Linked DNA regions of Mus musculus: regions 1 and 2 are each linked to region 3. Evidence: chromatin loops called from intact Hi-C (ENCODE). Cell type or tissue: heart. All regions are shown on one strand.

Region 1 (8,000 bases), 160 kb after region 3:
TCAGTATCCCCAACTGAGGTCATGAACGCCAAGAATCAGAAGGGATCAACAGGGCAGCAAAGCAAGATGACCTCCAGGCTGACCCTGGGAGGGAGCACAGAAGGGCGGGGAGGTCAAGGAGGCCCTGCGTGGGACAGGGGCAGGTCCTCACCTGCCTTTGGCGCACCAGACACGATTGGCCAGCATGAGGATGAAGACTATAAACAGGAAGCCCACTACTGCAGCCAGGCCTACTAGCCAAGGCTTCAGGCGGCGCTCTGAGGCTGCAAAGGACAAGACAAGTCAGACACAAAAAACGAAGGGTCTGCAGGGGGAAGGGGAGCCTGCAGGGGAAGTGGGTTCTGCGAGAGGGAAAAAGAAGGGTCTGTTGGGAGCAGAGGGGTCTGCGGGAGAGAGGGGAAGACGTTAACGGAAAGAGGCGGGTCTTGGAGGGCGGGGCTTAGAAAAGGCGTAAAGAGGTGGGAATCAGGAAGAACGTCCAAGACTAGGAGCTGCCAGGGGCTTAGGGGGCAGAGGTTGTAAAGGAGGTCCGCGCCTCCCGGAGAAGCTGGGCTTCTAAGGGGTGAGGCTTTTAGATAAAGTAGTTGAGGAGGCGGGGGAAGTGGGGGCGGCGAGGGGGGGGGATAGCTCAGAGAGGCCTTGAAGGAGCTGAGAGGACCAGCTGGAAAAGGGCAGTGGCCTTAGCTTACAGCGTTGAGAGGGGAGAAGGATGTTAGATCAGAGACAGGGCAGAAGGAGTCATTGGAGAGCACTCGTCCCCACCAGTGCCCTCTTCACTTCCTCTTCCTGCCTTGCCTTAGTTTCTCCTAATGGGAAATGAGATGCTGAAGAGCCCCTGCCCCAGTTCCTAACACCCACCCAGCGCGGGCTCCACACCCTAGTCCTACCCTGCTGGGCCTCAGCGGGTGTCAGGAACAGTGTAGCCAGCAGCAGCAGCCTGCCCAAGGTGTCCATGGCCAGCACACTGGATATGGGCCGACGTTCAGCTGCAGGTGTGAGCTGCACAGGGCTCGGGTGGGGTTAAGACAGTGATTGGGCGGGGCGGGGTGGGGAACCTGCCGTCTGTGGCCCAGCCTCCCATGCCTGCTTGGCATCAGACCCCTGCATCTTTGGAGGGCAGAGTCTGCGGCTAGTTTAATATTAACCTAGACTGTCCCTTCCCCCGCACCTTGCACCCCTCCCTGGAGACCAGCAGCCCCAGGGACAGGTCCTTAGAGTCCTCTGTAAGAAGTCAGGCTGCACAGATGGGACGTCCACGCTGTCACGTGCACACAACCAAGTGTGGCAGTCAGGCTTGGTGGCTGGGACAAGCCTGGCAACTTTGTGTCTAGTAGGTCAGCCCAGTGGGGTTGGCAGCTCTGTGAGCACCAGGCTGCAAAGGAGGCAGGGAGCACCACGTTCCTAGAAGGGGGACCCTCAAAGCAATGGCAGAGACACCTGCCTGCAGAGCATCCAGACATCTCAACATACAAAGACAGGGCACAGGCTTCTGCCCTCAACCTTGGGCCTCAAGCTGATTAGATATCAAGCCTCACCTGGGCAAAGGAGGACCCCACCCAGAAGTGTCACGGGTGCAGCCACAGCCTGCGCACGTGCAGGAGACAGCAAGGAAACGGGGCACTGATGTCCTCATGTGCCCGTCATTCCCACACAACAGAGGCCTGAGACAGGAGGATGGTTAGGTCTAGGCCTTATCTGACCTCCAGAGCAAGACACTGTCTCAGAAATAAAACTGTGTGCTGGGCTGTAGCTCAGAGGCAGAGCAGTCTCCCAGCTTGCATGAGGCCCTGGGTTCCATCCCCAGCACCCCAGAAACGAGGTGGGATGATACATGCCTGTCATCTCAGCATTCAGAGGTGGAGGCAGGAGAATGAAGAATTCCAGGTCATCCTCATCTACATACCAAGCTTGAGGCAGGTCTCACACAGTTTGGAAAAAGGGTTTGGCTTTTTTTTCCTGATTTTGGTTTTTTGAGACACGGTAACCCTGGCTGTCCTGGAACCTAACTTTGTAGACTCTCGAACTCAGAGAGATTCTCCTGCCTCTGCCTCCTGAGTGTTGGGATTAAAGATGTCACCAGGAACCCAACCAGGCATGCCTATCTATATTAAGCTCCTACTGTATACTCATGGAGTCCTGAGCTGAGAGATCTGAGCCCAGGTGGGATGTCAGGAGCCCAGACTGACATGCCCACCAGCTGAGGTGGGGGAAGCCCTGTGGAGAGGACCTACCACACATGGTTCCTTATGCTCCCTAGTCCAGGCTGGCCTGGAATGTGCCATCCTCCTGCCTCAGCCTCTTGAATGCTGAGGATGACAGCTTGGTTACTCCGTGCTGTGTGTGACAATAAGCTGAGGGACCTTCACCCAGACATTTCTCAGTGGCCTGCCTCAGTTTCCAGTCTGTGCTACTGGGCTCATCGACAGCACCCAGGAGGGTTTTGTGAGAACGTGTGGGACAGGGCTGAGACAAAAAGGTCATGGCACTTGGATAGTCAGATAGGCTTTTAATTTATATGTGAATTTGGCCTCACTCTTTTCTCCTCTCAGCAAACACTGTGTAAGGAATTATCCATAGGAAAAAATGTTGCAGGTGATGGCTCTGAGTTCCAGGACAGCCAGGGCTGTTACGCAGAGAAACCCTGTCTTGAAAAACCAAAAGAGAAAGAAAGAGGGAAAGAAAGGAAGGAAGGAAGAAAGGAAGCTGTCAGGGCCTCGGGCTGGCACAGCCTTGGAGGAGACCCTGGGCTCTCCTCAGTATCACAGAAGCCCAGATCTGTCATCCCAGCGTTCAGGAGATGGTGACTGGAGGATCAGGAGTTCAAGGTTGTCCTCTGCTATGTATCAAGTTCAAGGCTTGCCTAGGCTACATGGAGAACCTGTCTCCAAGTCAATAAAGTGTAAGTGGAGTCTGCAATCAGAGCACTCCAGCCCAGGAGGGGAGTTTTGAGTTTCAGCCTGGCCAAACCCTATGTTGTCACATACACAGGTGGTCCAACTGAGGCAGAGGGAACTGCCAGGCCCACCAGTGTCACACATGCCACTCCTCCAGGTCAGTCCAGCCTCCAAAAGTTGGTTTGCACCGGCGGGTCCTTGAAGGCAATGGAGGTGCGGCGAGGAGCACGGGCAGGGTCATCCTCCCCACGCCAGGCCAGGGCCAGCTGAAGATCTAGTTCTTCCAGGTCCTCTGCAGCCAAGCTGGCCCGCAGCTCCCGGGAACCTTCCTCCTCCTGGTCAGGCTTAGGGCCAAAGGCCCAGTCTGCAGGGACAAGTGGCTGGTGAGGTCGTGACTGGCCGCGGAAACCCTGACCAAGCCCACTGCTCCCCCTGACCTTGGCCACGCCCATGCCATAGTTTGATCTGGCCACGACCACCCTTGGGCCGACCCTGGCCTAGACCGGAGCTCCATCCCATGCCACCTGTGACCCCAGCCCAGGATGGATTAGGCAGGAAAGTGGCTCACCAGCCAGGTCATGAGCTAGATCTTTGATGAGGTGGCCAACAATGGCATAGGCCACGGCCACCACCAGGATAGCGGCCATCAGCAGATACAGGGCATAGCGAGGCAGGCGGATGGCATCCAGCGCGGGTGGCCGGTATTCCTCATACATCGGAGGGGCTGGGCTCCAGTCCTCGGCCTCTTTTTCATCCACTGACCCTGCCATGGCTGAGACACCTTCAGCAGGAGCCTGAGGGAGGTGACCCACACACGGGAGTATTAGGGAATGAGCTAAAAGGATTAGAACGGCTCCTCCAGGCCATCTGTCCGGATCAGTGTTCCCCTCACCAGAAGTGACGTGCACATCCACATTGACCCCAGGACCTTCAAAGGCAGAGTTCTCTGAGCAGGGTAGGCAGAGGGCTCCCCTGTGCAAAGCTCTTGGGCAGTCGGGAGCCTGGTACTCTCGGTGAGCATGTGGGGGGTGGGGGGGGTGGGGCTCATGCCACTGTGGCCGACTGAGCAATGAGGGGTCAGAATGGGGACTGTGCAGGGTGGACAGGGCAGGGTGGAACCCACGGGTAGCTACAGGCAGAAAAATACTCTGCTCACGGGCGTCCTCTGGCGGCCACTGTGGGGGAGGACAGTGTGTAGACGGTGGGAGTAAGTGGGTACAATGGCTTCTTGCTGGGAGGTTCTAGAAGGGGGAAACCTAGCACTCTGTGAGAGACAGGGTTCAAATTCCAGTTCTGAGAGTTCCATGCTGTGACTATCCCAGCTCTGGTAGGGTAGATTTCCTTATAGCAAGGGGCTGGTCATCACAGGACCACTAAGTCCATGTACAAAGCCACTGGCTTCAAGTGTGCAGTCATCCGGTAAAAGCCCAGCATTCAGGGGCAGCAGAGCACTGCAGCTGGGATGGGCACCAGATAGTGGTCTTTGCAGTCTGTAACATGTTTCATGCTCAAAGAGTATCAGGCAGAGGAGGAACAAAGACAGAGGACTGGAGTTGGAAAGAGAACTAGGCAGCCGGCCAGGCTAAGAAAGAGCAAAGCCAGGGGTCAAGGAGGGGTCACGTGAGGGTGGTGCTTGGAGAAGGAAGATGGCCAGGTCAGATGGCATCAGGGAAGGGAAGGAAGGCCTCTGTAACTTGGTTTTCAGGAGGGCTCCCATGGGCAGTTCCTGGGACACAGTGGCCAGGCATGGTGGCCTAAGTTTAAGCTATGATGGGGAGAAATGGGAGGTAAGGAATTTGAATCTAGAGTGAAAACTCAAGTGAAGAGACTTGGCAACCTCTCTGTGCTGAATACAAAGTGACCAGCCAGGAAGAGTGGCACCCAGGAGACTGAGGCAAGATTGCCATGAATTTGGCTGCCTTCAACTAACATTGCACCCTCTGATTTAAAACAAAACCAAAAACCAACCCTGGACATGATTCCCACCTCCTATCACAGGCATCGAGGGAGACCAAGACTCACCCTCTGCTATACTTCAGGTTGGAGTTCAAGGCCAGACTGGGCTACATGAAACCCAGCCTGGAGAGGAACAAAGACCAAGAGTTAGTTCATTGGTCAGAGCACTGGATGCTCTTGCACAGGACCTGGGCTCACATGTCTAAAGAACACACATAGGACTGGGGGCTAACTCAGGCTAAGGTTCTCATCATGCAACTGTGAGGACCTGAATTCATATCCCCGAGATCTATGGAAAAGCCAGGCATGGTGGCCACAACTGTAACTCCAGCATTGAGGGGACTGAAACAGGAGGATGACCCCTAGTAATGCTACTGCCCAGCTGACTCAGCAAGCTCCAGGCTCAGCGAGAGTTGATGCTTCAAATAAGTAAACAAAACCTGGGAGTTGCCCACGCCAGCCTCTGGCCTCTCGGCTCAGCAAACATGGCAGCAAGGACACAAATCACACTTACTTTGGAACAATCCAGAGCCCACACCCCCTTCCTGGGGAAGAGCACACAAGGCAGGGGAGGGCAGGGGTCACCTGCCAGGTGACATGTGCATGGGTATGACACCTGAGTTCCAGGTCTTGGAAGCTGGAACAGATGGCTGTGGGCTGCTACGTTCTGTGTCAACATTTACAGAGGTGAATGGCGTCCAGGGAAGTGGGTGCCCCAGCCAGCATGGAATTATGGGAGCCTGATGGGAACCCACAGTATGGACTTGTAGCTGTACCACTAAACACCTTCTTCTGTGACCCCCCAAAGGCCACATGACTGTCCCCACACAGCAGGAGCCAGCACTTGTGAAAAATAACTTATTTTATTCATGCAGCACGCTGGGGCTGGCTTGTACTCCCTGCTTGACCCAGATGGGAGGTGTACCCCACACACCCTTGCCCCCACAACTTTCCCAACCCTGCAAGCGTCTGCACTGCCACCTCTGCTGGTGGAGGGCATGGGAGACACAGAACCACAGAGCAGACAGCACCCAGCAAGGAGGTGAGGCGAGTGGGACACAGGGCCCCTCAGCTGCTCTGCTCCCTAAATCTGGATGTGAGGCACAGCACACATGGCCGGGGCCAGGGCAGCAGCAGAGGAGGCAGCCCCAGGGCAGGCAGCCAGGCGCTAGGTTAGGGTGGTGGCCGCAGGCGCTCCAGCCCGTCTGCATACTGGAAATCCTGGCTGCTCTCATACTCATACATGTCCAGGGCCACCTCGCAGCTCTCCCGCACCACCTGCTCAGGGTCCTCAATGTGCTCTCGCAATGCAGCCAGGCAGGCAGGTCTGGCGATGGCACCCAGGGCCTCTGCGCACTCGTGCCGCACCATGGGACTCTCAGTGGTCCGCGCCAATGTGGCTGCCAGCCCGGGCACGGCTGCCTCGTGCTGCAGCTGACCCAGCACATAGCCCACCTCGTGGCGGAAGAGCGCACTGCCACACTGCAGGCCTGCAAGGTAAGGGCCGAGGAAACAGGGTAAGGAGAGCTGGGCAGGAAACAGTGGGCACATAGGGTCCCAAGGAAGGGACACACCAAGACCACTATGGTTAGGCAGCCAGGTAAAGTCCCCAGGGTTTGTGTGGGGCACCTGGATGGGGAGAAGGTGGCCCTGGGACAGCTGCCCCTCAGGCTGCACAAGAGATCACCCAGGTCCAGGGATATGCTCCAGCCTCACCTTCAGCCAGGGCCAAGGCAGCCTCCTTGCCACCCACGTTGCGCAGGGCAAACATGGCACGGTATCGCTCAAAGAGTGGCCGTGCCTCATCCAGCAGGGCCTCCCGCAGCCTCCCCACATCCTGCTCTGCTGCAGGGGGTGCTGGGTCCACTGAGAGGTAGGGTCCTGCACATGTGGCCTCCCCCGGGTGCTGCTGTAGCCACTCTAGACGACCAACGGCGAGCTGGCACGTTTCAGCCACCTATAAGTAGCAGAAAGAGGCAGCTATGGGTCCTGATAACAGGGACATGGGGCGCATGTCTTGCCCAATCACCACTCTCCTAGACTTATGGCTGAGCCAAGCAGAGTAGCTTCAGGTTGGACATAGACCAAAGAGCCGGCACTGGGGACTGGTGGAGACCTGGGGGAACACAGAGCAATCTGTGCAAAGGCCCTGGGGTTGGTCATCACAGGAAAAGCAAGGGGTATGAGAAGCAGGAAGGCAGGCAGAGGACAGACTCATGCCTGAGACCCACATGCTAGGACAAAGCCAGAGATCAGAGGTGAGCCCAGCAGCCACAGGTGCAATAATAGATGGACCTGCACAGTGCACCCTTACACACTGGAGTATTACTCAGCCATGAATAGGAGCAAGGCTCTGACAACACAGCATGGACCAACCTTTGGAACATGGTGCTCAGTGAGCCACAGACATCGAAGACTACACAATGCAGACTCCGTGACAGGAATGTACAGAACAGGGGGATCCAGGGGTAGAAAGTAGATTTGTGGGTACAGTATGAGCAAGGGGAAGGACCATATAGGTCATAGGTTTCGACAGTGAACAGACAAGGGTAGAATTCTCAAAGCTGGGGACCCAGAGCTGTGGGAGACCCTACAGGTGCCCCTCCCCCCATCTCGAGAGTTTCCTTTTCCAGGAGGTTGCCCTAGTAACCAGATGTGGCCTATAGAGCTTGTCCTGGCAGAGATGGGCCAGTCAGAGTCTCCTCACCTCAACCACTGGGTCCGTAGAATACTGCTTCAGGAGGCCTAGAACTTCCGGGTTACCAATCGCCCCCAGGGCTTCCCCTGAGGAGACAAATCAGTAGAGAGGAGCTTGCTTGATGCCCAACACCTGACTGGTCTCCCAGGTCACAGCTGGGCCAACAGCCTCTGAGCTGGTCAATCCGAATCCTTAACTCAAGAAGTTGGCCCGCCGGGTCTAAAGCCACCCACCCCAGCCAGTGCCCCTGGGTGGAGTGACAAGTCATCACTAGACTTTGGGCAGAGGGACAGCATTCCAAGTCCCTGAAGAACAGGTTGGCATAGGTCCCAACTCAGAAGCAAAATCTCTGCTGGGGAGACCACCCCCGTGCGCTGTCCATAGCCCTGTGCGGCACCCATCTGTGCCCCAGGGACAGAGCTGAACACAGCACTGGGCTGCCCTTCCTCACC
Region 2 (8,000 bases), 140 kb after region 3:
GAGGCCCAAGGAAAACCACAAAGGGTCTCAGAAAAGGAATCATTCAGAATTACCAGCTGTGGCCCCCAACCACCACCAGCTCCCACTGACCCCAGGGTCAGCCAGCCCAACTGCATGTCTGCATTGACCTGGACTGAAGAGTCCCGCCTCCCCACGAGAGGGGATTGGGGCCGTGGTCAAGGGTGGAGCTCCGTCTATAATCCTCCAGTGAGGGGCTGGGGTACGGTTTAGCAAACTCCTAGTCATTCATCCAGGCCCCACTCGTGTCCTCTCAGATATGAGAGCAGGGTAGGTGGGGCTTCTCTGGCCCCACCCCTTTCCATCCTGTCACTCTTCGTGGTTTCCCTGTGAATCCAACCTTTTTCCAGGTTTCCTAGCCCTGTGTTTGTAGAAGGCCTGTTCCATGTCCACCCATAATGCAGCAGCGAGCACTGAGCACCCTCTGTGGAAGAGGGTAAATGGGTCCTTGCGATGGTGTCTTCTTCCAGCATGGGAAACCATGGCACGACGATGGGGAGGGTCACCCTGAGTCTGTAGCTGGTTCCGAGATGGCCCTGCTGGCCCGGAGCCACCCAGCACAGGGCCTGTCCTTCCCCATCTCCCAGCCCAGGCTGCTAACCTCTCATCTCACGTGCCTTGAGGACATGACAGGGAAGGGGAGGTGAGAGGACCCCTGAGATCCCCCTGCATGGCTTTGGCCTGGCTGTCCCTCTTGCAGCCACAGATGGGAGTCCTGGGACTGGCCAAGAAAGGGGGGTGGGGCGGGGAAGCCAAGACTCTGCTGAGTGTAAACACAGGTTATTTTCAGCTCTTCCCGCTGGCGGGTGACACATTTGACTTTGGAAAGGACCAGGGTCTGCCTGGTATTTTTAACCTCCACTCTCAAAGCCCAGGAGCCACCCGGGTGACAGGGACTTGGTGTCACTGCCAGGTCAAGGGTGGCCATGGCCACCTGGCCCCATCCCCCACCCTGACCACCTGGCCCCATGCCCCAGCTTGGCACCTTCTGCTTATGCCCAGAGGCTGCTGAGCAGGTCACCATCCCTGGACAGGGATCCCTTTCCTGCCACGCCACGCCCCCCCCCACTTGGGGAGGTATTGGCACTGTGTTCCTGCCTGTACCAGCTGGCCCTCCCCAGCCACAAAATGGCCGCCCAGGCCACGGCAGCATCTGGAACCCCGAGGAAATGGCTGCCCAGTTAGTGATGTCACTGGCCATGTGGCCTGTCCACCAGCCCTGCGCCTCCATGTGTCTCCCCAGCCATAGCACGGAGTAACCAGACCTGGACATCCCCTTGGGGCCCCTAGGCTCGGCCACCAGCCAGAGCACGGGCCACGGGGAGGTTGGGTGGGGTTGTCGGTGGCCAGGAGGACCCCTGGGAGGACTTGGCCAGCAAAATGAGTTGGCTCTGGCCCAGGCCTGCTGTAGCTGGAAAGCACCAGCCAGATGGGGAGTTCAGCCCCGCCTCTGCATACCCAGGGCTCCCCGCATGTCTGCTGTGTCCATCTGTTTGGCCCCACTTTTATTTATGCAACAGTGGATTGGCGGGAGTTTTAAGCACTGTCAAGTGCTCTTCCTGAAGGCACACAGCACAGCCAGGCTGATGTTAGCTTCTGTGGGTGGGTCAAGGGTGACCGTTTGTGTCACTATCTGCCTGTGCCGTCTTCAGGAAAGGCCACCTCCAGTCCAGCCGTCACGCTGTGTCTCCTGCAGATTTGCTGGGAAGAAATCCACGATTAGGAACCCCGTGGCATTTGGTTGTGGGTTCCTGGGACAAGGCGTCGGATGTGTGGGGAATGAACAGAGCACATTCTTATGCCAGACTCGCAGAGACAGAGGCACAGGGTGGGTCAGGGGATCAGGGTCCCTAGCAGGTTGGAACTCAACCAGATGTGCGTGGGAGGAGGAAGGGGATTTCCAAGCTTCCTGATCCTGCACCGTGGCATGCTGGGAAAAAGGGAGCACCTTACAAAGGTCCCTGGACAGGAAGGAGCTTGTGCTCCAGCAGCTGGCAGAAGCAGCTGGGCTGCAGGGAGGACGGACGCAGGCTGGACAAAGGATTCCCTCCCCAGTGATGAGCTCCAATGGCCTCCTTCCTACTCCCAGATGCGTAGTACTCCATGCATCATGTTACCCCTTCCTTCCTGCATCTTGAGTGCAGAGTTCCTATCTTTAGACCTTTAGTGACCCACGAAGGAATGGGGTGCATGGTAACATGGCCATCCCTAACATACCTGCCATGGCCAGGCCCATCAGTGTCACATGATGGCCCTGGAGGCCCTGAGAAATGACAGTCAAGTCACAGCTGTGGAAGATAAGCTGCTCTGGAGTCCCCATATGTCCCTCACTGCTGGCCACTCTCATATTCCCTCACAGACCCTGGTCTCCTGTGTCCTTCCCACTAGAGTCCCCAGCTACTGGGGAAGGACAGGGCAGTGGCCACAGTGCCCACATCCTGTTGGGGAGGCGAAACCGTGGGCTGCACATGAGCAGAGTGGACTGGGAAAGCGAGGGAGCCAACTCAGTCAGGAAGCCACACCTGCCAGCCAGGGCCACCTAGTCTTATTGGGGTGTGGTCAGGGGAGGAGTTGTGCATGGGAGGAGGGTCAGGGAGGAGGGTCAAGGAGGAGAGAGGGTCAGGGTGTATAGTGCTTTCCCAGCATGCATGCGACCATGGTTCACTTTCAAAATTTTAGGAGAGATTCTATGAATGAACCCCTGACCTCTGGGCCCCACTTACTATGGTGACCTTGGGATTTAGGGTGAGTTTTTAGTGGGCATTTCCCCTGTATCTGAGGCCGCATGCAGGAGCACAGGAGCTGGAACTGTCCCACAATCCTGCAGCCGGGCAGTCCTACTAATCCTTTGTGCCCCTGCTAGGGGAAACTGAGGCTCAGGGTCAGGCTGTATCCTTCCCTCCTCCTTGCTCCTCCACTCACTCACTGTCTAACACACACACACACCACAGCAGGTCACTGTCTGTCAGGGAGGGAATTATTTTTACATAAAATGGAGGGAAGAGTGCAGGAGGGGGAGCCAGAGTGACCCTTGACACTGAGCCTGGAGGCTCCTTAGGTCCCTCTACAGAAGCCCCACCACCACATGTACTACCCCAGCACTAAAGGTGGGGAGAGCAAGCAGGAGTTTGGAGCCAACCTGTACTACATGAGGCCCTTCCTCATGATAGAAGCATGGGATGGGGGTGGGGGGGAGTCAAGGAGGAAAGGGTCCCAGAGGCCTCCAGGATATCTCTATTGTCTTCAGCCTCCCCCCCTCCCCCCATAATATAGGCAGACAGCTGATGCCCAAAGGAGTCACTTACCAAAGGCCACACAGCACAGAAATGGCAGAACTAGGATCAGACGTCCCTGTAGTGTCACTAATTGTCCCCTCCTCTCTTGGCAGATGCGGAGCAGAGCAGCAGCCCCCGGACAGGTGTGGGCTCAGACCAGGAGGACAGCAAGCCCATAACGCTGGGTGAGTCAGCTAGAGCTGAGGCAGGAGGATTATGACTCAAAAGGGTAGCCTGAACTAAATAGTGGGAGTGTCGAAGCAGTGGGGGGAAAAGAGGCATGGCCAGGGTGGAGCCCTGCCTAGAATACCCCAGTTAGGGGGCGTGGTCAGGGTGGAGCCCCCCATTGCGGGGCGGGAGGGGTCCTGTTTCCTGGGGGTGGGGGGCTTTGCTCACATCTCTCTGGTGATTGGACAGCACTTTCCTTACATCATGGGCCTTTGCTGCCAACACAGGTTTTTTGAGGGAGGGGAGGGAAGATGAGAGAAGTGCATGAAGCCTTTTACTGGGCTCAGAAGGGAGAGACAAGGCCCTGAGCCCTGCAGTGCCAGGAGGCTAGTGACCCCGGCCATGACCCTGGGTCCTCCTGGGCCTCTTCCTGCCTCTTCCCTTTCAACCAGACTGGAAGAAGGTGGGGCCCCAAGGGAGGATCCCAGTGCTCAGGACTCCCTTGCCTCTGGACATGGGCCTGGTGGGCGCTGTACAAACAGGAAATCCCCCCCCTTCCGCCACCATTTGGGTCAGCAGGAAACGGGTGGGACACTTCCATTGGGCACAGCAGGGCCACCCCAGCCACAAGGGCGGTGCTCAGTGCATGTGGACGGTGCTGCCCCCTGGGGGCCGGTCCCACTGCTGCTCTGCCTTGTGTGCTCCCTGCTGCTGGCTCAGCCCTGGTGACTGCGATTACACGCCTGGACCTTGTACTGTCCGTGCCATGGCGTCTCACTTGCAGTAGTTGGGTCCAGCCCGCCCCAGCTCCCACCCACAATGAAGCCAACTATGTAGTTACAGACTCTTCGCTCATACCAAGTCTATATCCACAAGAACGACCATCCCCACAGACCTATCTCCCAAGTCCGTTATGCTTCATGGCTGTGTAGTTCTCCGTCGTAGCTACTTCCAGCCCTGTGGCACTCACACCACGTCCCCACCACAGCATAGAGCGCAGATCCCAACGGACTGGTGGGTAAAAAACACTTGCTGCCAGTGAGGGGGACGGATCATCCACGTGACCGCTGAGCGTGAGTGCAGATGTCATGTGACCATCAGGGCTCAGATAGGGTAAGGGGTTGCAGGCCCCTCGTGAGCCGTTACCCTTGCTGCAGGGACACTATGGAGAAAGGAGGTGGCCATCTCGGCTGACCTCTGACTCTGTGCTCTTTCCAGACACCACAGACTTCCAGGAGAGCTTTGTCACGTCAGGTGTGTTCAGTGTCACGGAGCTGATCCAAGTGTCTCGGAGTGAGTGTCCCCATCCTCAACCCCTCCATTTTCAGGGTTTGGGTTGGTCACATGGGGCTACGGGACTCCGCCCTGCCCCCTCATGGGATCCATCTCCTTCTCCAGCACCTGTGGTGACCGGAACCGGACCCAACTTCTCACTGGGAGAGCTGCAGGGTCACCTGGCATATGACCTGAACCCGGCCAGCGCCGGCATGAGAAGGACTCTACCCAGCACCTCCTCCAGTGGGTAGGTGCCAAGGTTACCCTGCTGGGTACATCTGGTCTCAGCTCCCCCACTGTCCCCTCCCCTTCTCACTTTAGCTGACTTACTGTTCTGTCTGCAACACCTGTTTTTACTTTACAAGTGGGCGGATAAACTATTTATCCATCAAAACTTAGTTAATTAGTGCCCTCTCCCCGAGCCCTGGTAGGCCACTGAGTCCAACAAATTTCTCCTGAGATTTGTGGGACAGAGAGCTGATCATGTGATGTGTTTCCCATATGACAGCCTGCAAAGACACTGGGGTGCCCTCTCGCTTCTGTCCCGGTGTCTCTAGCAAAGGGTAATTGACAGGATGCGGTCCTGTGATGACTCACCCTACAAATGGGAAGTTAGCCAACTCCTCCACCATCTCCGTGGTAACCACCGGACTGTTATCTCCGCCCCCTCCAGGAGCAAGCGGCACAAGTCGGGCTCGATGGAAGAGGACGTGGACACGAGCCCCGGCGGCGACTACTACACGTCGCCCAACTCACCCACGAGTAGCAGCCGCAACTGGACGGAAGACATAGAAGGAGGTAAGACCAGAGGCACAGTTAGGACCCACGCACCCGTGGCAGGAGCTAAGCTAACATTGCAGGGCCTCCAGGGAGTTGTAGTCCAGCCGTGTGTTACCTTACTGTAAACTAGATATTCCAGCCCGAACACTGCAGGTGCCATAAGTAAGAAGCAGGTCCGAGTCGCAGGGTCTCCTGGGAATTGTATACCTCGTCCGGTAGCCAAGTCCGGAAACTCGGCGTTCCCACAGCTTTTGGTTCCAGGTGCCCCCCTGGGCATCTCAGGACCTCATCTGCGCACCCCTGAGATTGCAGCCCACAGGAGTCATCGAGCCCAGCCTGGCAGCCTCTTGGTCACGCCAGCCTCTGAAGCCTCCGTTTCCACATTTGCAACACCCCAAGGCCATTCTTGAAGCACCGCGGGTGGGGAGGGGTGGAGTCGTAGGTGGGGAGGGGTCTAGTCGCCCACAAACCCCAGCTTGGTCCCTGCAGCGCTGTGAGACACCCTCCCCCCCACAGCCAGGGGAGCAGAGTCTCTGGTTCCAGTCAATGTCTAGGGCAGGGATGGGAGGGTCCAGAGCTCTCCACAGGCTAGGATGTAGCTGGGAGAAACTGAGGCCTGGCTGGTGGGGGTGGGGCACATGGGGGGTGTGGGGACCTCGCCTGGCACTGGCAGGCCCCGGCGCCAAAGGCTGGACATAGACAGGCTGCCCTAATCCACTTAGTAGCCCTAATGAGCCTGTAATGGGGACAGTCTAGACAGGAAGGGGTGTGAGCTGATGCTGCCCTGGGGGACCGTGGATAAGACGTCTGACTGGGGAGGTCAGGAGGACTGACAGGGACAGTGGGGCCCTGCGGCCACATTGGGTGCTGCTCCTAGAGACTCTGACCTCATCCCTTGTAGTCTGCTTCCCGTGTCACCCCCAAGGGAGGCAGGTGTCCACAGTTGTCTTTCCCCCCTCAACCTGTGATGTGTGTTTGCTGACATGAGGGTGGTGAGAGCAGACTGTAGTTGGTATCCCAGCACTTGAGCAGCTGGGGCAAGAGGATTGCAATGAGTTGGAGACTAGTCTGAGCCAGTGAGGTAGGGGACAAGCATCTGACTGTGGTCAGCCCCAGCATCAGTCCCCGAGGGAACAGAGAAAAGTCTCTGAAAATAGAAGGAACCTGCCGTGAAGACATGTCAGGGCCTTGCTCCTGTCTGTGGCTGTGTATTATCTACTGTGCCCTCTCCTGAGCCACTGGAGGACATTCTGAGTGTCTCCCCCCACCCATTCCCATGTACAGCCTTGGGCTTGGGGGGTATGTGTGGCATCACTTGCTGCCCTTCAGAGATGGAGACTTGGGTCCCCTCCCCACAGGCATCTCATCCCCGGTGAAGAAGACAGAGATGGACAAATCTCCATTCAACAGCCCGTCCCCCCAGGACTCCCCCCGGCTCTCCAGCTTCACACAACACCACAGGCCGGTCATCGCGGTACACAGTGGTGAGTGTCACCTGTGGGAGGCGCAACTGTCACCAGCACAGCCACGAAAGGGCTGCAGGTTTCTGAGCACGGCCTGCCCTTTGGTGATGCAACCTGTAGGGGGCGCCAAGTGTCACCTGTAGAGTGAAATAGAAGGATTGTTTAGCACCTGATTCCAAGCAGCTACTTCATTAATTTCAGATCTCTGCATGCCAGGTTAGCCATACTCTGTGATCCTGATAGAGCCCAGCAAGGGGAGAGACACGATCATGTGACCATCTACCGCAGGACTGGGAAGGGGTGGGCGGCCACTGTGGAGAGAGGACTTAGTGATGCCTGATGACACTGGGATATTACACAGCTGTGAACAGGAGCAAGGCTCTGACATCCCACAGTGTGGAGGGCCTGTAGGTTGTATTTCAAGTATGCTCTGTGACGGGAAGTGTGTGTGTAGGGACACTGGAGAGACAGGAAGTGGATTCATTGGAGGCCTGGGAGGGGTAGAGCAGATGTCACAGCATAATGTGAAGGTAGTGGAGACTATTGGACATTTAGTTGTAATCAGGCAACACCTCACTTTGTAGCTCAGGCTGGCCTTGAACTCATGGCAATCCTCCTGCCACAGGCTCCTGTGTACTGAGGAAAGCTCTGTAGACTACACCCAGGCTCTGTATTTTCTTATTTTTTAAAAAGATTTATTTATTTATTGTATGTAAGTACACTGTAGCTGTCTTCAGACACACAAGAAGAGGGCATCAGATCCCATTACAGATGGTTGTGAGCCACCATGTAGTTGCTGGGATTTGAACCCAGGTCCTTCGGAAGAGCAGTCAGTGCTCTTAACTGCTGAGCCATCTTGCCAGCCCCTGTATTTTCTTTTGTGTGTGTGTGTGTGTGTGTGTGTGTGTGTGTGTGTCCTTTTTCATGGTTTACTGCCTGGCTCTTTGTGGAAAGGGCCTGTGAGGCACAGAGCTGCACTCACCCACCAGCCATCTGCTCTGCTGGGGACCACTATGGCATC
Region 3 (8,000 bases):
GAGCCATAGCCAGACATGTGGCTCAAGGTGGTCATCTCAACACTTGAGAGGCAGAGGCAGGAGAATCACTGTGAGTTCCAGACCAGCCTGGGCTGTATAGTGAGATCTTGTCTTGAGATTTTTTTAAAAAGGAAAAAAAAAACCGTAAAAGTAAAGGAGAGAACTAAAGATGCTTTAATTCTGGCAGGACGGGGAAAGCCTGCCCTCTGGGACTCCTAGGTGATAGCTCCACATGTCAAAAGTGGCTGAGGTCGAGGACAGCTCTTCAGGGCTGGGCACAGGTTGGGGGGGTGTGGTCCTCTCCAGGCTGTCTGAAGGTCTTGGGTTTCCCCACCCAGTACATTCTTGAGAACTTTCCAAGGCCTCTGTGGTATCCGTACCTTTGTCCAGGCTCTGAAACGGGGAGTGGCCTTGTCCCCAGCCCAATATGGACCCATAAACCTTCCATCCCTGGGGTTCACAGGCCAAGGCTGAGAAAGAAGGGAACAGCTAGGCGGCTGCAGGGTGTGGCAGCCAGACTTTGTCTCTAGGGCCTAGGTCTCTAGGTGGGGGTGTACTCTCAGGCCTCTGCCTCTGCTCAGGCCTCAGTTTCCCTCTGGTGTTGGTGATAATCCCCAGTGCTCTTTATTTTGAAACTCAGGCTCACTAACACCACAGGGTAACTTCTAATTTCTCCTGCTCTGCTCAAACTTGTAATCCTCTTTTCTCAGGATCCCAGTTGCTGGGATGATAGGCTTGTACCATAGGGCTAAGCTTTTTGGGCTTTCTTTCTTTCTTTCCTTCTTTCCTTCCTTCCTTCCTTCCTTCCTTCCTTCCTTCCTTCCTTCCTTCCTTCCTTCCTCTTTCCTCTCTCTCTCTCTCTCTCTCTCTCTCTCTCTCTCTCTCTCTCTTTCTCTCTCTCTCTCTCTCTTCCACAGGCAGGGTCTCACTATGACTGCCCTGGAACGCACTAGCTTAGGCTATTCTTGAACTCAGAGACTTACCCGTCTCAGCTTCCCAAGCTGAGCTACCAGGTGTCATCACTGAGGGCCACACAGATGTCTGTGGCACTAGCTGACGTTGGAGACCACATGGAAGTCCATGTTCTGTACTCCCAACTGCAAAGGCTACTTGTGTAGCACTGGTGCACAGTTGAGGGGAAGGTACATGGAAGGCTTCTGGACAAACCCTGCTCCCATTCTACCCACAAAAGTAACACCCTAGACAGACAGCCATTCAACAGATCTCTAAAGAATTGTTAAGGATGCCAGGTAGTGGTGGCATATGCCTTTAATCCCAGCACTTGGGAGGCAGAGGCAGGTGGATTTCTGAGTTCGAGGCCAGCCTGGTCTACAAAGTGAGTCCCAGGACAGCCAGGGCTACACAGAGAAACCCTGTCTCGAAAAAACAACAAAACAAAAAAACAAAAAGAAAGAAAGAAAGAAAGAAAGAAAGAAAGAAAGAAAGAGAAAGAAAGAAAGAAAGAAAGAAAGAAAGAAAGGCTGGGCGTGGTGGCACACGCCTTTAATCCCAGCACTGGGGAGGCAGAGGCAGGTGAATTTCTGAGTTCGAGGCCAGCCTGGTCTACAAAGTGAGTTCCAGGACAGCCAGGACTACACAGAGAAACCCTGTCTTGAAAAACCAAAAAAAAAAGGATGTATCCCAAGTGAGTCCTGGCAGGATACAGGTCGGGAAGGACTCAGTTCCTCTAAGGGCTGGCCCCAGGGAATGTGACCATGCTCCAGTGCACATTATACAGGCAACACAAACTGGACTTGTGGGTTTTTAAATTTTTCTTTTTTTGGGGTGGGGCTCACAAGGTTGGGGGTAGACCTGGGAGGGTTGGGAAGTGAGTATGATCAGGGTTCATGATATGAACTCCCCAAATAATAAGAAAAATTATGTTGGAGAAGAAAAAAAGAGACCTGAGCCACCATGGGTGTCACCGTCATTGAGAACAAGAGTTATCCTGGGTCAGTTCGGAGCACAGGAATCACCAACCCCAAACTGGGTGAGGCAGGAGGAAGCTGCAGTCCGGGCCAGTCTGGTTTACAGAGCCTCAGTCTGTCCTTCCTCGGTGGTACCTGCACATGGCCTTGGGTGTGCTCACCCCCGTGGACGCACACTGGCCATTGGGTATCCTCCACCATGGCCCTCTGCCTCTTTGCCCTGCGCCAGTCTGCTAGGCCATGAGTACCTGGATTTATCTGTCTCCACCTCAGTGTGGGGATGAGGTGGGGTCACCGGTGTGTGCAGCCATCAGTGGGTGTTGTGTTTGAACTCAGGTCCTCATGCTTGCCTAGAAAGTCCTCTTAGGAGCGGAGTACTCCCCTCAGCTCCACCCTGCTGCCCCTTTTGACAGGGTTTCTCTGTGTGCCCCTGGCTGTCCTGAAACTCACTCTGTAGACCAGACCACCTTGAACCTCACGAGAGATCCAACTGCCTCTGCCTCCAAGGTGCTGGAATTAAAGGCGTGCGCCAAGGCCTGGCTGCTTGGAACCCTTTTTTGCCGACAATTTACCAGGTGATGATCCCTAACCCATGAATCCAAACAGAACAGCTCACAGGGGCTGGAGGGTAGTATGGCCCAGTGGTACCGTACTTGCTGTTCCTGCAGAGGACCCAGGTTTGGTTCCCAGTATCCACTGGGGGTTCACAGCCACCTGTAACTCCAGCTCCAGAGATGTGACACCCTCACAGGCAAGGAAAACATCAGTGCATGTAAAATAAGATTAAATTATTTTAAGAAAAGGAAACTATGTATGCACACAAAGATAAATGTGAACAGGCATCATGGCATATGCCTGTCATTCCAGCACTGGGATGGTCAAGGCTCAAGGGGTTGCGCCTATGAGCTGCAAGAGGAACTTTGACCACATTGGGCCACCCGGGAGCCCCTTGTCTGGGCCATGAACTCCTGGGGTGGGGACAGAGGCCCTGATAGGAGAGTTTCAGAGGAATAATCTCCCCACAACCCCAATCAGCTAGTAAATGAAGACTTTGACCCTCCCCTTGCCGTCTTATCTCAAGGCTGGGCAATCAGGCAGGGACTGGGACAGGAACGCATGCAGCACAGGCCTGACTTTCAAGTTCTTTGTAGTCTCTTATTATTGACACATGCCCTGATTGAGTGCTGACTGGGTACGCATGCCTCTTTCTGGAAGGTAGAAAACACTTCTCAGGTTTGTGAGTTAGTTTACACTTGGGGGACTCAGATTGACCCACCAACAGGGAACTTACCTGCCTGGTACATGCGGGGGGCGGGGGTGGGGTGGGTTCCACTCCAGCACATGCAAACCACATTCATGGGCGTTCACATGCACAACAACAGCGTAAATTGGTGCTTGGTATACAGCAGGCAGACTGTTAATAATGCTTATTCTTCACCTGCCAGTAAGCCTGGTTGACAGTATATATGTATGTATGTGTGTGTGTGTGTGCGTGTGTATATATATACACACATATACATATATACATATATGTGTATGTATATATACACACATATGTACATATACACACATATATGACATATGTATATATGTATATATATATATATACACACACATATATATATGAAATCAGGCAGCATATTAATAGGAGGTACTGTGCTGCATCAGCACATAGTACACAGTAGGAGCTATATACAATATGTGGTATACGGCAGGCACAGCATTCATATTTGGCATACGTTGTATATGTGAAAAACACTTGGTTTGTATACCCTATATTGAATGTGGCAGTTACATATGCGTGTTTCCTTAAGGCTTGGTATACAGTAGATGTGATATTAATGCCTGAGCTACCACAGGCTGCCGCATCAGTGTATACTCTACAGCAAGCATTGTGTTCATACTTGTGACCTGTGTGGTATTTAACGAGTGCTGCATGAATGTACTGTACACAGTAGGGCATGAATTTCTGCCTGGCACACGATAGGCCTGCTTAGGAATGGATGAGCGAGCCGGTCAGGGCGTTTTCTCACATCCGCAGGCGGTGACGGCCTCGCTCCAGAGAACTGCAGCCTCTCTCTTGGCGCTCTCAGCACAGCCTCGGGGAGCCGAGAGAAGCCGAGCGCAGCCGAGCGGCGCCTGCCCGAGCCGAGAGGAGCCGAGTGTAGCCGAGCGGCGCCTCCCCGAGCCGAGCCTCGCTTCGCCTCCCGAAAGGAACCGAGCTCGGGCTTCCGAGTCCTCCCCATTCCCACAATCCTCGGCGTCCGCGCCCAGCCGCGAACCGTTCAACCCCTTCCCACGTCGACGCAACCCCACGCGCGCTTGCGCTGCGCCCTCCAGACCCCGCCCCCGAGCGGCGAGGCCCCGCCCCCAGGCGATCCTAAAGTCCTGTCCCTGCGGCGCGCGCGCGCGCGCAGCCGTGCGGCCCCTCCCATTGGCCGCGCCGCCTGCCCGTCCCGGGGCCCGTGGCAGCGCTTCAGGTCCTCGGGCGCCGGCGCTCGGTGGCGACGGCTGCGGGTAGCGGCGGCGGCGGCGGCTGCGCTGCACGGCGCGGACGGTGGACGCGCCTCTGGGGCCGGGCCGTGGCCTTCGGGGAACCGGGAAGAGGTAGGGCCGGGCCGGCGGCAGCCGGAGGACCGCGACGATGACTCTGGAGTCCATGATGGCGTGTTGCCTGAGCGACGAGGTGAAGGAGTCGAAGCGCATCAACGCGGAGATCGAGAAACAGCTGCGGCGGGACAAGCGCGACGCCCGGCGCGAGCTCAAGCTGCTGCTACTTGGTGAGCTGCGTGCCCGTGCCGTGGGACCTCTGTCACGGGGACCGGGTGGGTGCACGGGGCATCCGGGCCTTGCCGGGGTCTCCGCGCGCGCAGGGTGCTGCAGCCGCCGCGGTCTCTGGTCCCCGGCGAGTAGCGCGCGGTGACAGTCGGGTGCGACCCCTTCAGACCGCTGCCCACGGCCTGTCGGGCCACCTCGGATGTCCTCGGGGCAACTAGTCAGCGCTGCCCTGCAGCGGTCAGCCCTTCCGGGATCGCTGCACCCTGAGCAGTGCAGGTGGCTTGGGCCTGTGGTGGCCAGCTTCTCCCGTGTGGTCCCCTGGGCTCAGCCTGTGCGACCCTTTGTGGCCAGCCTTTCTGTTATCCAGGCCTTAGATTCATTCGGGGTCAGCCTCCTGCCTCTGATATCTGTGGTGAGATTTTGCATCTGCTGGCCACATTGGGCCCCAGGACCCTGGGAGACTTGCTTTCTGTCGCTCCTGAGAATTCTTGCACGGAGGTGGCCCTTGGCCCTGCCGCACCAAGTAGGCTCTCTCCTTTCCATTGTCCCCACATAGCCTCCGGTGAGCCCTGTAAGCTGTCTTGCTCTCATGATGCCCCTTTGGATTACAGACTCCCCAAGACAGTTCCCAAAGGGTTGCACCCTCCTCTCTACCTCCAAGGACTATACACCCAAATGGTCCTGCTTTGCTTCTGGCTTGTTGCTTTCGTGGGTACTCCTCAGTCTCCCTCTCTTTTCCATAGATCCTCTGAATTCCTCCACATTGGAGTGGGTGGCTTTTCTTCTTTGGGCTTCTGTTGTGCCGGAACCCAGTAGGTTGACAGCAGTCAGCCTTGCAGCCTCCCTGGCCCTGTCCTGCCTCCTGGGGGTCCAGTCTTGTCCTCTCCACACCCCACCCACCCCAGGGAAGCTCAATGTGTGTCTGTCACTTCCTGGGGTTCTGACTCCTCAAGGCCCACCTGTTGCTGGGAGCCAGGGAGCCCAGGTCCTCTTGTTGTCACCCCAAATAAGAGCCCAAAATGAGGACAGGGTAGCCTGGGCCCTGTGGGGGTTTACAAAACAGACTGGGGAGCTCTGCCTGCCCCTCCCAGATCCCAGATGAGCTACATGCAGTTCAAGAATGGGGACCCAGGACAAAGGGTGGCCTTGGAGAACCTGAGGAAAGGACTGTGGGGAGCCTTTGACTAGGAGGGGTGGAGGGCAGTGATACTCCAATTGTCCCATGAGAGATGTCAGGTAGGAGTACACGCTGTCTTCTGTTGCTGTGGCCTGTGTGGTTCTCAGGGTCATGGAGCCTTGGTTACTTTTCTCCAGCATGGTGGGATTCCCTCAAAGCTCTATGCAGCTTTCCAGGAAGGATGGGATAAGAAGAGGACAGAGCAGCCCAGAGCAAACAGCAGTGGCCCCAGGGTAGTCATATGGGGGCCACAGTATGGCCCTAGCCCACCTCTGCAGGGGGTCAGCAGCTGCCAGGTAAAGATGACATTGGTTGGCTGAGCCCAATAGTGTGTCATCCCAGCTCTGTCCTGTCCCCAAAGCTGGCCTTGAAGTCCCCTCGGATTCAGGAGTGCTCCCTGGCCCTCTGTGCTATGGCCTGGCTAAGCTGACCAGCAGCTGAAGGACTCTGCATTGACCTGCACACAGCACCTTGCCTCTACCCAAGGCAATTTGGTTCTTAACTGCCACCTGTGCCCTCAGGGCACCTGTGTCTGCAGTCACACCCTTCCCACAGAAGGGTCCTGCGCCCGTTGTAGAGTCTGGGATTTGCTTTACAAGAGCAGAAGGGTAAAGGGAGGACGGGAGTGAGCATTGGGCACTGCTCAGGGTCTTGCTGTGAGGGCTTCCCGGAGGAGGTGACCATGACCTTGGTTCTCTAGCAGTCTCTTTGTCCCAGGTATTGGGGGTGGGGGTTCGGTGAGACCTGCTCCACCCTCCTGCAGGCTGCCTCATTGATTGGCTGTCCCTGATTTTACATCAGCTGTCTGGAGGGTGGAGACCCTGTGCCCTACCGCCTGAGGTGGAAGCAGGGCAGGGATTGCTCTTCTGGAGCCCTGCCCTCTGGAGCAGGCAGGGTCCCCCTGCCCCATTCCCCGAGTGGTCCTTTTGGAAAGAGCTCCTCTCTGTGTGCAGGACTCTGACCTCTTTCCCCAGGTTTGAAGCCGCCATCGTCATACCTGGTGTGCATCTGTGGCAAACAGTCTGGGAGTGGGTTTTATATCCTCCTCCTGTTCTTCCAGTCCCTGTGTGGCCTGGGGAGATTGTTCAGCCAGGCAGAGCATTGACTGCAGGCTTGTTCTTGGGGTGGGCGTCCTGGTCACTGCAGGGTAGTGAGCTGCATCCCTAGACATCACTCAGTGTACCTAGGCTGAGGCACCCCCCTGGAGTTGTGCATGGTGGTACCTGATATAAAGTAACTTGCAAAACTAATTGGTGGCCAGTGCAAGTTCTCAGAACTGAAGCCACACGGAACTGTGTGCACCTCCCCACTGGAGGGTGACACGCTCCAGGCTTGTCCTGGGACACTTAGGTGGCTCTGGTGGTGAGCAGTGATGGGCATGAGACTACCAGGAGCGACCCTGTGGCCAACAGGGCTTCCAGTTCCACACTTAATCAGGCTGTTCAGAGGTTCCTATGGCCTCAGACTCTGCAGACCCTAGGGACCTCTGCTTCCCTGTGTGGCTCCAGGCTGGGGCAGAGCAGTGCTGTCACTGGGGAGCCAGCCACCCAGAACTTTCGCTTAGAAATCCCTGTCCCGGAGGCCGGGCAGGGCTGGGCCCAGCTTTCTAAATAAAGCAGGAGGTTGGCTCCCAGCTTCCTGTCCCGAGCCGTGGGCTGGGCGGCCAAAGGCCGGGGATCCGGCGGGGGTGGCCCAAGGGTTGGGCCTGACTTCTGCCCTGGGAAGAAGGCCTCAGCTGGATCTCTACTTACTGCTTCTGTCTCCAGATCCTGGTGGCTTCAGGCCATCCCAGGAGGCCAAGGATGCGCTGCCCCTCCCCCGTGAGATCCTTGAACTGATTCCCAGAAAGACATATCTATCCCCAGCGCCACACAAACCAGGTGTTTAGGTGTTTAGAGTGCAGGCAGGAAGATCCAGAGTTCAAGATCATCTCAACTACATAGGGAGTTCAAGACTATCCTGGGCAGCATGAGACCCTGTCTCCAAAAGAGGGGACAGGTTGTATCTCTAAGGACTTGGGGGTTCCACGAGTGCAGTGCTGTCCCCACTCTGTGGCGAGGCCTATCTGAGGTGGCTGTAGCCGTGGTGACCTGCATGGGCTTGCTTCTTCCTCTCCA

The links. A loop is a pair of places that touch in the nucleus more often than their neighbours do. Peaks named below come from ENCODE experiments on the same cell type or tissue, not always from the same donor. Only the 100,000 strongest peaks of a DNase experiment are listed, where the experiment ranks them.
Region 1: it touches region 3 in a loop (2.7-fold over the local background); 12 of 42 quality-filtered maps call a loop at or near these places.
Region 2: a loop joins it to region 3, with 3.0 times the contacts of the local background. A loop is called at or near these places in 8 of 42 quality-filtered maps.

Annotation. Positions count from the first base shown.
Region 1 is chr10:81,386,047-81,394,046 of GRCm38, reverse strand. Dohh (deoxyhypusine hydroxylase/monooxygenase) reads right to left here. Exons shown (of 5, transcript NM_133964.3): 2 at 8,000; 3 at 7,558-7,634; 4 at 6,567-6,807; 5 at 5,695-6,340. The coding sequence ends at 6,024. Gm48552 (predicted gene, 48552) reads right to left here and starts at 3,730. Exons shown (of 2, transcript NM_001384181.1): 1 at 3,463-3,730; 2 at 2,492-3,258. The coding sequence starts at 3,664. The coding sequence ends at 3,053. It overlaps Smim24 (small integral membrane protein 24), which reads right to left and starts at 983. Exons shown (of 4, transcript NM_001099917.1): 1 at 888-983; 2 at 152-263. The coding sequence starts at 954. Gm48551 (predicted gene, 48551) reads right to left here. Exons shown (of 6, transcript NR_168929.1): 2 at 8,000; 3 at 7,558-7,634; 4 at 6,567-6,807; 5 at 3,463-3,688; 6 at 2,492-3,258. It also overlaps Mir6913. In heart, a CTCF peak has its summit at 4,062 (motif pointing left); DNase peaks (open chromatin) are centred at 436, 3,406, 4,056, 4,506 and 5 weaker places; H3K4me3 peaks cover 1,302 bases; H3K27ac peaks cover 2,092 bases.
Region 2 is chr10:81,405,089-81,413,088 of GRCm38, reverse strand. Nfic (nuclear factor I/C) reads left to right here. Exons shown (of 10, transcript NM_008688.3): 3 at 3,407-3,478; 4 at 4,680-4,754; 5 at 4,860-4,983; 6 at 5,410-5,534; 7 at 6,875-7,000. Gm16104 (predicted gene 16104) reads right to left here and starts at 3,514. Exons shown (of 2, transcript NR_152732.1): 1 at 3,324-3,514; 2 at 1,510-1,719. In heart, CTCF peaks have their summits at 4,125 (motif pointing left), 5,291 and 7,087 (motif pointing right); DNase peaks (open chromatin) are centred at 1,328, 1,848, 4,008, 5,358 and 9 weaker places; H3K4me3 peaks cover 5,550 bases; H3K27ac peaks cover 7,113 bases; H3K27me3 peaks cover 1,016 bases.
Region 3 is chr10:81,541,500-81,549,499 of GRCm38, reverse strand. Gna11 (guanine nucleotide binding protein, alpha 11) reads left to right here and starts at 4,338. Exons shown (of 7, transcript NM_010301.4): 1 at 4,338-4,708. The coding sequence starts at 4,573. In heart, no CTCF peak of the experiment used is centred here; DNase peaks (open chromatin) are centred at 4,269, 5,629, 6,586, 7,539 and 1 weaker place; H3K4me3 peaks cover 3,465 bases; H3K27ac peaks cover 3,932 bases.